Regions from separate parts of the Homo sapiens genome. Here region 2 is linked to region 1. Evidence: chromatin loops called from intact Hi-C (ENCODE). Cell type or tissue: HepG2. All regions are shown on one strand. Links, peaks and the distances in the headings refer to the core of each region. The heading gives the core; the rest is flanking DNA. Region 1 has its middle 15 kb from the start of GFRA1. Region 2 has its middle 170 kb from the start of SNORD158.

Region 1 (8,340 bases), core at 296-8,295:
ACATAATTATTAAGAGTAATTGATTAGGGACACTTGTTTTAGTTATTCAACTAAGTTATGACACACATTTGCAAACCTCGGTGCTGATGAATGTTCCTGTGGCAATTCCAATATCTCAGTATTTCAGGCAAAGTTCGAAATCTACATTTTCAGGTTTCCAGGATCCGTGCTGTTACCTCCCCTAAATTGGGCAACTCCTATACATGATTTGAGACTCAGTTTCAAGGTCAACTTCTCAGAGAGACTTTCCCTGACTCTTAGACCATCATTTATCAAAGTCTGGCTCATGACCCACCTGTATAAGATTCACCTGGGTTATTGGTAAAAGTGCAGATTCCTCAGCAAAAGAAACTGACATCAGAGTGAACAGACAACCTACAGAATGGGAGAAAATATTTGCAATGTATCAATCTGACAAAGGTCTGATGGACGGGTGCGGTGGCTCATGCTTGTAATCCCAGCACTTTGGGAGGCCGAGGCAGGTGGATCACAAGGTCAGGAGATTGAGACCATCTTGGCTAACATGGTGAAACCTTGTCTCTCTGAAAATACAAAACGTTAGCTGGGCATGGTGGCAGACGCCGGTAGTCCCAAGTACTCGGGGGGCTGAGGCAGGAGAATGGCGTGAACCCGGGAGGCAGAGTTTGCAGTGAGCCAAGGTCATGCCACTGCACTCCAGCCTGGGTGACAGAGCCAGACTCCATCTCAAAAAAAAGAAAAAGAATAAGTCTGATATCCAGAATTTACAAGGAACTTAAACAAATTTACAAGAAAAAAAACAAACAACCCCATTAAAAAGTGGGGAAAGAACATGAACAGGCACTTCTTGAAAGAAGACATTTATACACCCAACAAACATATGAACAAAAACTCAACATCACTGATCATTAGAGAAATGTAAATCAAAACCACAATGAGATACCATCTCACACCTGTCAGAATGGCAATTATAAAAAGTCAAGAAACAACAGATGCTGGCGAGGCTGTGGAGAAATAGGAACACTTTTACACCGTTGGTGGGAATGTAAATTAGTTCAACCATTGTAGAAGACAGTGTGGTTCATTCCTCAAAGACCTAGAACCAGAAACACCATTTGACCCAGCAATTCCATTACTGGGTATATACCCAAAGGAATATAAATCATCCTACCATAAAGACACATGCATGCATACGTTTATTGCAACACTATTCACAATAGCAAAGACATAGAATGAACCTAAATGCCCATCAATGATAGACTGGATAAAGAAAATGTGGTACATATACACCATGAAATACTATGCGGCCATAAAAAAGAATGAGATCATGCCCTTTACAGGGACATGGATGGAGCTGGAGGCCATTATCCTGCAAATTAACACAGGAACAGAAAACCAAATGCCGCATGTTCTCACTTATAAGTGGGAGCTAAATGATGAGAACATACGGACACAAAGAGGGGAACAACACACAATGGGGCCTGAGGAGCGGGGTTGCGGGGGTAGGGAAAGCATCAGGATAAATAGCTAATGCATAGTAGGCTTAATACCTAAGTGATGGGTTGATAGGTGCCACAAACCACCATGGCACATGTTTATCTATGCAACAAACCTGCACATCCTGCACATGTAACCCAGAACTTAAAATAAAATTAAAGAAATTCCTAAAAAAGAAAAACAAAGTGTAGATTCCTACTTGAACTGGTATTTCTACACCCATGTTCATAGCAACTTTATTCACAGCAGTGCACATCAAGAGATGAATGGATAAAACTTGGCATATACATACAATTGAATATTATCCAGCCTTAAAAAGGGAGGAAATTCTGATACTTGCTACAACCTGGCTGAACCTTGAGACATTATGCTGCTAGCAGGCATGAAAATGGGGAGTTTTATAGTGTTTCAGATTCAGAAGAAATTTCAGAAGATCTAGAAAAAGGTTCTAGAGATGGATGAACATTGAGACATTATGCTGCTGGCAGGCATGGAAATGGGGAGTTTTATGGTGTTTCAGATTCCGAAGAAGTTTCAGAAGATCTAGAAAAAGGTTCCAGAGCTGGATGAAGGTTGAGACATTATGCTGCTGGCAGGCGTGGAAATGGGGAGTTTTATGGTGTTTCAGATTCAGAAGAAGTTTCAGAAGATCTAGAAGAAGGTTCTAGAGATGGTTGGTGCTGATGGCTGCACAACAATGTGAGTGTACTTAATGCTGTTGAATTGCACACTTAAAAATGTCTACAGGGTAAATTTTTTGTTATCTATACTTTACCATAATTTTGAAAAGTACAGATTCCTGGCCACCCAAGCCTAGGTAATCAGAAAACAGAGAGAGAGAGAGAGAGAGAGAGAAAGAGAGAGAAGGAGACAGGGAAGCAGGAAGGGAGAGGGAGAGAGGGCAGAAGGCAGGAGAGAGAAAAGGAAGGGAGGGAGGGAGAGAGAGAGGAAGGGAGAGAGAGTCGGGAGGAGGAAGGGAGAGGGAGACAGAGAAGGAAGGAGGAAGGGAGAGAGAGGGAGAGAGAGAAGGAAGGAGGAAGGCAGAGGGAGAGAGAAGAAAGGAGGAAGAGAGAGAGGGAGACAGAGAAGGAAGGAGGAAGGGAGAGAGAGGGAGAAAAAGAAGGAAGGAGGAAGGGAGAGAGGGACAGAGAGAAGGAAGGAGGAAGGGAGAGAGAGACAGAGAAATGGAACAGGTAGGGATGCAGCTGGAACCTGCAAGCTCTCCGAATGACTCTAATATAAAAATGTGAGGACATTGATACATACCACATTAGATCCCCACTGCTTTATACCTTCACAGCAATCTATACGTTTACTTTGTAACCATGCTTGTAATTCAACTGTAAATTCCATGAGGGCAGGGGCTCTGGCTGCCTTGTCCAGCATTTCATACCCAATGTTTAGTACAATACCTGGGTCAGGGTGGTGCTTTTTTTTTTTTTTTTTTTTTTTTTTTTTTGAGACAGAATCTCGCTCTTTCGCCCAGGCCAGAGTGCAGTGGCGCTATCTCGGCTCACTGCAAGCTCCACCTCCCGGGTTCACGCCATTTTCCTGCCTCAGCCTCCCGAGTAGCTGGGACTAACAGGCGCCCGCCACCGCGCCCGGCTAATTTTTTGTATTTTTTTAGTAGAGACGGGGTTTCACCGTGTTAGCCAGGATGCTCTCGATCTCCTGACCTCGTGAGCCGCCTGCCTCGGCCTCCCAAAGCGCTGGGATTACAGGCGTGAGCCACCGCGCCCGGCCAGGGTGGTGCTTTTTATATATTTTTTGAATTATTTAATTTGAACATAAATCTCATATTTTTGTTTACAAAATAAATAATTGTCTTGAATGCTTGATATGAAGACTTGAGACACTGCACACAAAAGACCTGCCACTGTGCCTGACTCATAGTAAGTGTTTAATCACTAGAAGCTTGACTATTATTAGTAGTAGGAGGAGGAATAAAATTATTTACAGTTTAGACTAGGAGTTACAGACATAGTTGCCTACAGGCTCCAAGCAGGTTATGTAATTGCATTCAGCATGCTGGTTTTATATTATCCAATATGAAGTGGTGGGAACTGTGGTGGACTAAACTTTTATTCATCATATAAAGTAGATCACCACTACTTAGCCTATCAGTACTATATGAGTACTCGGGTCCCGAGTTACCAGATCTTTTGATTTTTCAAGAGAAGCTGGAAATATGAATTTTCATCAAAAAATTTCCAGTGTGTAAATTGCCTTTAAAGAGAACTATGTAAGCTATTTAAAGGTTTTAAAAGCTCTGTGCAAACCAAACAAAACACATTTGTCCATGGGCTGAGAGTTTGTAGCCTCTCATTCATCCCAAGGCTCAGAACTTTCCAGGTTCCTGGGATAGACTCTCCTTCTACCAAAAATGGAATTGAAATGTCTAACTTGATTGAACTCATTGCACTTCTGAGTTTGAGAGACCATCTAGTTCAAACCAATCAGAACAATAGGGTGATAATGGTGTCCTTACAATTGATCTGTCAAGAAGCTCAGGGTGATGGGGGTGGGGGCCCAGGACAGATGTCTGTGGATGCTCACAGCTGCGCTGACATTGCCACCAGCCTGAAAGGTGGGACAGTAGTGGAGGATCATGTTGTATGCTCTTGTTTAATTGTGTTCCACTAGATTTCTTGGTGTGCTACTTACTGCCTTTGCAATTAGGTTATTTATCTATACCTAGGAGGACAGAATTCTTTCCAGCAGCTAGGGGGCTCTAGCAGTCCATCTTTCAGACACAAATTTGCTAGAATTTGCAAGTCTAAATATGAATGACTCTTTTCATAGTTATCTCTAAATATTACTAGATTAACATAATCTAAACATTTTAAAAATTCATATGCAAAATTACTGATATTCTTGGTCAAAAATTATTCTCTTATTTCACCTTTTTTCTCCTTTTCATTAAAAGTTCTTTTCCATATAAAATTAAGCTTCTTGATTTTATGTTCAAAGTGTTCTAAAAATCTAAATTAGAAAGTAAATTTCTACTCATGGGGGAAATTATTGACATGCCTTGTAATCATACTAAGCATTTAGGTTGGTATATATATTCCACCTCCCAGGCTCAAGGGATTCTCCTGCCTCAGCCTCCCGAGTAACTGGGATTAGAGGCACCTGCCACCACAACTGGCCTATTTTTGTATTTTTAGTAGAGACGGGGTTTCACCATGTTAGCCAGGCTGGTCTTGAACTCCTGACCTCAAATGTGCCTTGGCCTCCCAAAGTGCTAGAATTAAAGGCATAAGCCACCACGCCCAGCTAGGTTGATATAGTTTAGCCCAATATTTATCTAGCACATCTAGGGTAAAACTGTTCATTGATACTAATATGATAACTAGCAAAATAAATTCTTGCTCCATAAAAATTATATAATTTGACCACTTAAAAACCAGAACAATGTTTCAGCTTTTTGGGATGCTCAACAGAAGGTTTAAGTGGAGCATCTGAAGTTGTATCTGCTTGCCACGCCTGCTATTTTTTCTGACATTTCCACTGTCAAGACATTTAAAAGTAATAATTTCGCTTTAATTCCCAGTTTCTCTTTCTTGTGCCCTGCATTCTGCTCTAGGATATGTTTTGAAAGCACTTAGAGGAACTTAATGGACAGATTTAGCAAAATCTTCATCCTGTTTTCACAGCTCAGTCGCATACAAAGGACTGAATAAACTCTTTCCTCCTCGCGCCTTCATCTCTTAAAAGTATTGATTGTGGTCAAGGGGAGAGGCAGAGGGAGGGAGATTTCTCTTGTGTCAAAGCTACACCAAAAAAAAAAAAAATTGTGTTGTTGTTGAATTGGTTCTTTTCAGCTGCTAAATGCCCACTTCCGGTTTCTTATCAGCCACTTTGGTGTAGGATTGGAAATAACGTTACTTAAACAAGTACCCGCCCGTATTTTCAGTTTCTTGAATATCTCAAACATCACCATTTCCCAAGTATACTGACTTCAGGAAAATAGAAAAGGGATTTTATTCCAAACCCTTTTTTCCAATTTGCAAACCCAAGAGAGTTCAAGGGAAATGCAATCCACATGTTTCTGACCATTTCTACGCAAATATCTAAAGTTTTTTTTTTTTTAATGAAAGTGATTTGATGTCTACAAAGCTTTTAAAATAAATCTTGGTTATCCCGCCATTTTTCTCTAAGAAAGAAGTTTCTTTGGATAAGATTAAGTTAATATGAATCTCTTAAAATCTGACTTTGTCTTTAAATTAAAAAATCATGGCCGGGCGCAGTGGCTCACGCCTATAATCCCAGCACTTTGGGAGGCCCAGATGGAAGGATCACGAGGTCAAGAGATTGAGATCATCCTAGCCAACATGGTGAAGCCCCACATCTACTAAAACTATAAAAAATTAGCTGGGCTTGGTGGTGCGTGCCTGTAGTCCCAGCTAACTTGGGAGGCTGAGGTAGGAGGATCATTTGAACCTAGGAGGCGGAGGTTGCAGTGAGCCAAGATCGTGCCACTGCACTCCAGCCTGGAGACAGAGAGAGACTCTGTCTCAAAAATAAATAAATAAATACATAAATTAATAAAATTTAAAAAAACTCATTTCAGTAAGGGTGGGTTCTAAACTCACTTCTAAATGTATCATGTTATCTAGCCCCTCATCTATTTTTATCATTTCCTTTATTACATTCTTTCAAGTCCTTTTTATATAGTAAATCATTCATTCATTCAACAGATACAAATGCCTATCTGTCCCAGGCTGTGCTAGGTTCTGGGGATACAACAAGAACATGGTAGACATGCTCCCTGCCTTCATGGCACATTGAGTCCAGCAGAGAAGAAAGAGATTGAACAAGGGTTTGCACATCTGATGAGAGAATGCCAGGATAATAGAGAAGGCTTTCCAAAGGAAGCATCTTGCATGCAGCAATCCTCACCCAAGCAAAACGGGGACCATGTCAAAAGCGAGACCAAGGGAACAGCAGGTGCAAAGCTCTGGGGTGGAACACAAAGAAGGTCTATAGGGCTGGAGCTTAAGAAAGTGAGCACGGAGGGGTGCAGGATGAGGCTGGGGAAGACCATGCAAGACCCTGTTTGCCCATCTGCCTCTTAGAATTCATAGCACACTCAAGGCCACTAACAGGGACAAAACAGGATCTTCCTAGCCTGACACACCTCCAGACTAGCCCTCCGTGAGCATTTCACCCAAACACAGAGTCTGTACTATGTTAATGTACATCCCCAAATCACCAGCAAGGCAAAGCAGTCTCCTCCTCTGAGATTCTTTTAATTATATGGGGATATAGAGATAGATCTTTATTATATATACATATCTATGCATAGATGCATATCTTAGGTTGGTGCAAAAGTAATTAACCTCAGTTAATTGTGCACCAAGCTAAGCTAATATGTGGCTATGAATGTGCGTGCGCATCTTTTGCATTTTCTACCTTTCAGGCTGAGCCCTCCTTCCTCGCCATGGCCATTACTTTGGCTCAGGCTTCCTTTTCTTCCCTCCGCCAGATGTTGAAATGGCCTCTCAGTCTTCCTGCCTCCAGTCTCTCACCTCTCCAATCTCCAAGCTGTGTGCCTCATTTCATAATGCCACTTCCCTCTTAGAAATTCCTGAGAAGTCCTGTGTGAACCTCTGATGAATCTGCTTTGCCCGGAGTACAGAATCTGGAGTAGTTTCTGGCCCAAACCAACCTCAGTGGCCTACCTCCCACCCCTCCTCTCTCCACCTTTCCCCACCTCCCCAACCCTGTACTGCAGCCCCCCCAGCCACATGGACTTTCCTCGCTTCATCTGATGGAGGATGTCTGGTTCTATGCTGTGAAACATTGGTTGCATGAGATATTAATGGTAGTTAGGCCAACCCCCCATAGTCAAATGTGTTGGGAAAATATAATAAAGTTGAATTGTGTCACCCCTAATGTATATGTTGAAATCTTAACCCCCAGTAGCTCAGAATGTGACCTTATTCAGAAATGAGTCTTTACAGAGGTCATCAAGTTAAAATGAGGTAATTAGGGTGGGCCCAGGTCCAATGCCACTGGTGTTCTTATAAAAAGGAAAAGTGGGACACCGACACACACACACACACACACACACACACACACACACACACACACACACAGAAAAGCCCAGGTAAACATGAAGGCACAGATCAGAGCAATCATCTACAAACCAAGAACACCAAAGATTGCCAGCAATCCGCCAGGAGAGAGGCATGGAACAGATTCTCCCTTACAGCCCTCAGGAGAAACCAACCCTGCCAACACTGGCCTCCAGAACTGGAACAGTAAATTTCTGTTGTTTAAACCACCTAGTTTATGGCACTTTGCTATGGCAGCCCTGGGAAACGAATACAAAGTTCAACACCTTATTTCAGTGCAAGACTTTTCAGAGTGTGTACTAAGCTCATGTGCCCTAAATCTCCAAGACGGGACAGAGCATCCCAAGCCTACTTGACAACAACATCCCCTCCCCACTTGCATCTCACAAGGATTATTATTCTAAAGAACAGACTTTGGGAAGTACTGACCCAGGATTCTGAACTCAGCTAAGGGTTAAGGACTAGAATATGCAGGGAGGGAATGAGTAAACAGGTTCACCCTAAGTTGTGAATAAGTGACAGCCATTTAACCTTCCTGGGACATTCTCCTCCACAAAGCGAATCTATAATGGGTAGATTTTAGGCCCTGTGGAAAGGTGAGTGAAGAATTCCCAGCAAAGACAGTGTTAGCATCTGAGGCAGTAAGACGTTCCACTCTTTTATCTCTAAGTATCACCATGACTGGGCATCAGTTTTATAATTTGCAGGACCCAGTGCAAAGTGAAAATGCAGGACCCTTTGTTCATAGCTTATTAAGGATTTCAAAATGGTGACAGCAGGGCAT
Region 2 (8,340 bases), core at 299-8,298, 260 kb after region 1:
TGCAGGAACAGAACAGGAAGTGAGGCACAGGCTGAGGCCCTATGGGAGGCTGAGGACCCAGCCCCTGCAATGTGAGGTGCAATGGGAAGCATTAGGAGGGAAAAATCCCAGGGTCTGGGATCACTTTTCTTCCAAATGGATGGACTGCAAGGATCTGAGAGCCTCTCCAAGGTGCACAAGAACAGCACTCATGCTGGTCTGGAATCTTCAGGAAATAGATGGGAGGCCAGAAGCGGATGGACGGGCAAAGACTGAAGCAACTCCTACTTTCCAGATGTGCCGCAGGCAGACTCATATCAGATTAACCTCCCCCGCTCCAACCCTGGGTGGAGGACCCGCTGGATATGCTAAGTGGAGGCTGCAGAGATCCAGGGGCCAGGGACACCACCAGTCACTCATTCAAGGGTGCTTTTCCTGAAACTAGTGGAATGGAAAAGTGCTACTAACAATCAGCAAGATCAAAGAAGGAGGTCTGCCCTGTGCAGGTGCTCTTCTGAAGAGCCATCTGTTGGCCCTGGCTTCTCTTATCAAGACACAGCATTCCAACAGAAAGGACTGCAAAGAAGAAATGGAACTTGCAACATGTTTATGATCTAATGCAAACAGCAGGTGGGGTCTGTCAGGAGTTCTGGGAAGCCCTGAGGAGCAGGGGGAAGGACAGGCCAGGCTTCTCGTTTGTCCCCAGACAATGGCAGCTCGGGATGGGGGATAGAGGGTGGGCTTAGCCAACCTTCACGGGTACCAGCCTCAACTTCCCAGTTCTCCCAAATCCTCCTGTGGACAGCAAGCCCTCTAGGGCTTCACTTCTCTCCTTTATAACTCTGCTTATTCCTAGACACCAAGAAATCCACATCAACAAAATTAACGCAATATTCACCCATCCTGGAGTCAGACAGACTGGATTAGAATCTTGACCCAACCAGATATTAACTGAGTGACACTGGGCAGGTTACTTCTCAGGTTCCGTTTCCCTTATCCACCAAAGGACTTGGAAGATGGCAGTCCCTCCACCTTCTGGGGCTGTGGTGAGGAGGTGACATACTCAGCACAGGGTCCGGCACGGAGTAAACCCACCCGTAGTAAGTATCTTTGTCACTGTCATCATTCAAACAGTCATGAACATCTGCAGAGGGCCAGTGCATCAGAGGTGGTTCCTACTCCTGAAGAACTCAACAGAATGAATTAATGATTTACAAAGCAGACAAGAGCACCTTACCGTCATAAAACCCCAGAATGGTGACCAGGCAAGGGGCTCCCCTAATTCAGAAAACCCCAGAATGGTGACCAGGTAAGGGGCTCCCCTAATTCCTGGAGCACAAAGAGCAGATGGAGCCTTTCTATGAGGCCATCTCTGTCTCTCCCCTGCCCTCTCACTGGTCATCCCCCAAGAGTTGAAAACTCGCGGAAGCATCATCTCTACAAATTAAAGTTGCCCAAGTATAATATAAAGTTTCCTGCACATTATAGTCACGGAAGCAGGTCCAAGCCGGACTTCCTTCCTCTTGGAGAAGCATCCAAGAGGGAGGAAGCTTCCCAAAACATCCAGAAGATTCAGCTGCTGAGGATGAGGCTCTTAGGGCAGACAGAGGCAACAGAAAATTCCAGAGGCCTGGTGGGGGTCTGTTAGAGAAGCTGGTTCTCAAACGTGAATGTGCTCAGGAAGCACCTGGAGCTCTTGTTAAAATGCAGCGGCTGATCCAGTAGGTCTGGGGCAGTGCCAGAGAACCTGCATTTCTAACAGACTCCCCTGTGAGGCCAGTACTGCAGCTCTGTGGACCACCCTTTGAGTAGCAAGTGTTTATCTAATCCAGGCCACAAGAGAATCACCTGAGAAACTTTTTTTAACAGGTTTATTGGGGCATAATTTACATATAGTATGTACAAAGAGATATATTATGCCATTCATCCATTTAAAGTTTATGATTCAATAGTTTTTAGTAGATTCACCGTTGTGCAACCATCACCATAACTAATTTTAGAGCCAATCTTTGGTTGGGCCAAGATTCTAATCCAGTCTGTCTGACTACACTGGATGGGTGAATATTGGGTTAATTTTGTTGATGTGGGTTTCTTGGTGTCTGGGAGTGGGCAGAGTTATAAAGGAGAGGTGTGAAGTCCTGTGGGCCTGCTGTCCACAGGGGGATCGGAAGAACTGGGAAGCTGAAGCTGGTACCCATGAAGGTTGGCTAAGCCCCCTCCATGCCCCATCCCCAGCTGCCATTGTCTGGGGACAAATGAGGAGCCTGGCCTGGCCTGCCCCCTACTCATCAGGGCTTCCCAGAACACCTGACAAATCCCACCTGGTGCTTGCATCTACACATCAAGACCCAGAGAATATCAGTACCAGGTGGTGTTTGTCTAGATGATACAAATAGTCTTACATTCAGAGCAATTTCATGTGCTAAGCCACTGCCACAGCCATCCCCTGGTGCACCCCCAAAATAAAACTACTCTTTTTGTTCAAACACCTCCTTCCAATTTTCTTTCAGGCCTTGGTAGTCACTAATCTACGTTCTGTCTCTACAGATTTTCCTCTTCTGGACACTTCACATAAATGAGTAATATAATATGTGTCCTTTCTGTTTTGCTTCTTTCACTTAGCATGTTTTCAAAGATGCATCCATATTATAGCATGGATCAGTACTGCGACCATCTTTATTGCTAAAGAATAGTTGGATGTACCACATGTGGATATACCACGTTTTACTTATCCCTTCATCAGTTGATGGACATTTGTGTTGTTTACACACATGCGCGCACACACACGCACACACACACAGAGCACATGTGATTTTGGAGGCTTTGCAAGTTTAAAATCTGCAGAGTAGGCCAGCAGGCCAGAGTCCTAGGGAAGAGTTTCAATTTCAGTCCAAAGGCCATCTGCTTATACGTTAATTTTGGCTTGAAGAAGTCAGTCTTATTCTATTAAGTACTTCAACTGATTAGACGAGGCCCACCCACATTATGGAGAGTAATCTGCTTTACTCAAAGGCCACCAATTAAATTAGTATCATCCAAACAACACCTTCACAGAGACATCTAGATTAGTGTTTGACCAAACATCTGGGCACTGTGGCCCAGACAAGCTGACACATGAAATTAACCAATACAGGTCACTTACTGATTACGAAGCAACAACAATGAACCCCTTACTGTGAACTGCCCCAGGCACTGGGGATATTGAAATGGAGACATGGCCCCTACCCTCAGGAAGGTCATAGTGTAAAATGGGGACACTGACAGTGCCCACCTCACTGGCAGACCATGAGGAATAAATGGAAAAATAATGCATGCGTGGCAACCAGCATCATGCCTGGCATCAGTAGGTGTCCAGAGCAGCATCTATACATCAGGACCCAAAGAATATCAGTACCAGGTGGTATTCTCTTAGGTGATACAAATAGTCCTACATTCAGAGCAATTTCATACACTAAGCCACTGCCACAGCCATTCTCTGGTGCAGTGTAAGACATGCTCACCCAAGAGAGATTTACTGCCATAAAAAATATTGCCCTGCTGGCCAGGAAAGCCGCAGTGCCTGCTGTACCCGTTGGGGGCCCGCTGCCCATGGCCACACACACCAATCTAAGCAGGATTATTAAAGCATAAATCCCTATCGCTTGTCTCCCTCTCATTGGGCCGAAGCATCACCATGTTCATTAACGGGAAATGTGAGGTTATATAATGTAATTTTTATAACTCTCCAAGGATAGTGCAGCTCATACATTAGGCTGAGATTTCAACCTTTAAAGATAAGGGGAATGTCATTTTTATTAAAAAAGACCACAAAGCATAATGAGAATTATTACCCCAAATAGCCAAAATAACCCAGAATCCATAGAAAGGAGTGCTGATAATTCTAATATTGTGGTCTCTGAAGCAGGCGTGCAAATTAAGCAGCTCAAGGGCATTTGCCAGGGATGCCCAAACAGCACCCAGCCCCACACAGAGACAGAGGGAGGTATGGCACCATGAATCCTGACACCTGCTGGCCAGAGACTGCCCAGACTCCATCTGCATTCCCTGCCTGGGCTGGGGAGGGGTAAATCCTGTGGCTGCCCTGGCTACCCTCACCCTGGAAGACCTGGGCTGGCACCAAGGAACACTCAGCATGAGAAACCCAGGTGGCTCAGGTGAGAAGGCCAGGCCTCTGTAACTGCTCTAGACCTCCAAATTTGGGTGCTGGACTTCTCTCCCTCCCCCAGACACTCCTCTCAGCCCTCTGTGAGCTGCCAGAGACAATCATAGTGCTCCAGGGTCAGAAGAAAGTGCTCTAGGGTCTGAAGCCACTTCATAGACCTGGACTCTGAAGCATCAACCAAAGTCAGCAGCACTTGCCCCATATTTAAGGGATCCCAGAACAGGTTTACAGGGGCTGGGTGCAGTGGCTCATACCTGGAATTCCAGTGCTTTGGGAGGCCAAGGTGAGAGTATCGCTGGGGGCCAAGGCGAGAGTATCGCTTGAGACCAGGAGTTCAAGACCAGCCTGGGCAATATAGTGAGACCCAATTTCTACAAAAAATTTTTAAAATTAGCCAGATGTGTTGGTGTGTGCCTGTAGTCTCAGCTACTCAGGAGGCTGAGGTGAGAGGATTGCTTGAGTCCAGTAGTTCAAGGCTGCAGTGAGCTATGATCATGCCACTGCACTCCAACCTGGGCAACAGAGCAAGACCCTGCCTCTCTAAAAAAGAAAAGAAATGAAATGAAATAGGTTTCATAGCACATTAGCTGTGTAGAGAACTGGCCACGGGTGGCCGAGATGTTCTTGACTACAGAGTTTCAAGAGATTTGAGAAAACACTGAAGAGTCCAAAGTTTTGACCTGAGAATGCAAATTGCTGGTTTCCCTAGTAAACCCAGTCTCCCTAGGCCCGCATATGGCTGCATGCCCCGCCATGCTCAGGATGTAAGTCTTCCTACGTGGGCGGCTTCCCTCATTGACTCTTCCTGTCTCCTGACCTCCATCCTGCAAACATGGACTGGGAACTTCTAAACTGCAGTCTGGTTATTCACTCACCCATCCCTTTGCTCCAGGTACTCCTTGGTCCTCTGCCTAACTGTCTTTGAAGATGTCCTACTCTGCGGGTGAAATCTCTTCCTGGCTGGTTCCCACCACCTGCCCTTCCCCTTCTCTATGCTTTCCTGCAGCTCTGCCTTGGGGGTGAGGTTGCTGTTGCTGCCCATGGCTTGGCCCCTTGGCCAGATGTTGAGGGCAGACACACAGTACCCAGACCAGTGCCCAGCATCATGGAGAAGGTCTCAGTCACTCCTTCAGAATCCATCGCAGTTGCACAAATAGGAAGTGAGGAAGCAAGCCAAGCTCCTTCAAATTCATTTTCCCACATGTCCAATTATGCTGGAGACAGTAACCACCCATCTACTCTATAGCTCAGGGAGAAGTTCAAGGCCCAAAGAGAAGAAGAAGGGATGAAAATCTGAAGACACAGAGGCCCAGTTCAGAGTGCACCCCCAGCCCCTCACCCTCACCACCAAGAGTTGCTCAGGCAGGAAGTTCTGCTTCAGCTAATCTCAATCTTTCTTGTTGCAGTTTAAGCCAATTTCTTGGGCAGCATGATGCACTTTTCATCAAGGACACAGGGGTGGCAATTATCTTTGAGAGTGGCTATTACAGGCAGGCTTAGCGGATGACAGCCTTTTAAGTTTTCAGAAGTGTGTGTGTATTTATTCTCTGCCATATGGACTTCCTGCTTTGTTGTTCTGCATATTTAGAAACTCATCTTCTAGCTTATCTATTTGAAATACAGGTAATTCATTGGAACAGTCAGGACATCAAATAAAACCATGTTTGCAGTTTCTGATCAATACCCCAGCAAGGGAAGTACTTAAGCAAAGAAGGCTTACGCTCCAACCTCAGAGCAAGCCTTGCTCAAGAATGTTCCAAAGCTTCACTTCTCTAACTCCCTAAAATCCTGAACTCCTGGAGATTTCTGATGAAACACAGAAACAGGTGTTTATAATCAGGTTGTTTTAACCTTAAAAGTATGTTTTCTTTTTTAAAAAAATTGTGCAGTTTTACAGATGTTTGTAATCAGGTATCCTAAGCTGGAAAACATGTTTCCTTAAGACAGTATGTGCAATTTAGATCATATCCTCTTACGTACAATTTAAAAAGTCATCCTTAGAGAATGATTGTAGCTGGGATTTTGGTAGCTCCTTTCTCATAAAGAGCTCCAGGCCCTTGAACCTAGACCTTGTGGAAATAAATATTGAAGGAGATGCTGGTATTATGTTATCTTTACAAAACACCCATTGTGAAACCAAGTGTTAAAAAAAGTAATCAAATCCTTAACACAGATCTGGATGGAGTACTGAAACTTTAATTAGAAGTGTCTCCTCCACCCCTCATTTAGTACAGGAGGCATTTTTCTGTCTGTGTGGTCTGATTTGGGATGACATTAACTTTTTATAAAATGTGCATATGGGAATGTCTTCCCTTCCCATAACCTTCCAGTTTTCATTAATGTTGGGTATGAGTAAAATACTTAAGTTTTAAAATACCCCTTTGAGGAAGGAGGACAGACAGCTCTTTGCTGATCTGTATCAAATCTTTGCTTACAATTAAAAACAAGGAACATGTAGACATTTCAAAACAAGTTGTGGGGGTTTGCCAAGGCAGACTTTCAATCTCCAGATGCTAGATCCAATAGGCCCTCACAACGAGGTGCTCTGCTACAAACCATGGGACCCCAGTAGGACTGATGACATCCTTATAAGGGAAGGTCTTCTTAGGGTCATGGAGAAGTGCTGTGGGTCATGGAGAAATGACCTGAGTCACTATGGTGGCAGGGGAGAGGCTGGGGAGTGGCTTTTGAACCCCAGTTCTGGGACTTGTGGATCACAAAATGTTGCCTAAGTGAAGAGCCAGAAACACAGGTATCTGCAGCTTCTGTGAATAACCGACCCATTCTCCTAATGGTTCCATGGGAACAAAATGCCCATGGAACAGTGGCAGAAAGAAAACTAATTCTGAGCAGGAAACCAGTGAGAATCTCAAAGAGTTGAGGGAAAGAACAGAAATTGGTTATTTTCCTAATGGGGCAAGAAAGTATTTTTCATCCAGTTATGATTGATAAAACAGACAACCTAATTGTTATTAAAAATCAAAGGATTCGTTGGCCTCTGGAAAGGCACAATTGCCATGTTTCAGATCTGAACAAAAGGGTTTGGTCTTCATCATTTCAACTGACATGTGATTAACTTTAGTGACAATTTTTAAAAAAATATGTATACTGTCCGGATTTTCCTTTTAATTTTCAATGCTTTTTCTATCCTCAGAATGAGCACAAAATCAAGAGATATTAGAATCAAAAATTCACTACAAAACCCCTTGAAAAACTGAATGCATTTAATTTTTGTCAACTCTCTAATAACTAAATCTATTTGCTAATACAAACAGAAAAATATTAAAATAAAAATCATTATATACCAAAAGATTCCATTATTTTCTCTCAGCCTCACCCCCTTTCCATTCTACTTTATTGTCTTTATTATAATAAGCACCGGAAGATAGAAGATGCGAAAGCAAGAAACCCTGGTTCCAGGGAGGCAATTGCATTTCCAAGCACAAGAATTGATCATCTACTTTTCCTATTCATGCTGTTCAAACTCATATTAGTCTTTCTAATTTTAACAGCAAAAGTCAGCTTGGAAAGAATGATTTTGTGCATATTTTCACAAGATGTTAACAATTCCAACAGTGAGGAGTCAATAGTTCCAGCATACATCATAATCATCAAGACTGCATTAAGATGAGATAATTATGAATGGAAAAAATATATATTATTTGTGTCTAATAGCATCTCTGAATGATGAGAATAGGGCCTTGCTCGTGAGAACACATGTTTGGTAATGGAGCTCTCATTTTGGAGATTAATTGTTCAGTGACAGCTGTCTGAGACACAGTCTCTTATCACTGATGGAAAATGGCCCCTCCGAGTCTGTCCTTCTGGAGTCCTAGGCTGGGTTGACAGTATAGGAGAAGTAAAAAGCTCAGGGCTGTGGTTTTGTAAGGGTGTTTGGTCATGGTTCTGCCTCAAATAGATCAATCCTTCTAAAGAAATTCAATCTCCCACCAGACATAGGGCTGTGATCCCCCAAAGGGTGCTTTGTATCCTAAAGGTGGCAGGCAAGTTCATTTTAGGTGAGATAGATGTGTAATTTATTTTAATCACTATGTAGTTACTTTCTTGTGTATTATTCAAAATATTATTAGCACATCCAAATGTAATTTCAGAGGTAGGATTACTTAGAATGAAGCAAAGTAACAGAAGTCAGTGTATTTAGGTACATGGAAAGAATAACAATAAGTACAGTTGCCCTT

Evidence for each region. Hi-C counts contacts between places; a loop is a spot of excess contacts. Peaks named below come from ENCODE experiments on the same cell type or tissue, not always from the same donor. Only the 100,000 strongest peaks of a DNase experiment are listed, where the experiment ranks them.
Region 2: it touches region 1 in a loop (36-fold over the local background); 2 of 110 quality-filtered maps call a loop at or near these places.

What each region holds. Positions count from the first base shown.
Region 1 is chr10:116,283,955-116,292,294 of GRCh38, reverse strand. No RefSeq gene overlaps it. Among named protein-coding and RNA genes, the nearest start is that of GFRA1, 15 kb to the right of the region's middle. In HepG2, for the core only: a CTCF peak has its summit at 4,200; no DNase peak of the experiment used is centred there.
Region 2 is chr10:116,022,161-116,030,500 of GRCh38, reverse strand. No RefSeq gene overlaps it. Among named protein-coding and RNA genes, the nearest start is that of SNORD158, 170 kb to the left of the region's middle. In HepG2, for the core only: a CTCF peak has its summit at 3,975 (motif pointing left); no DNase peak of the experiment used is centred there.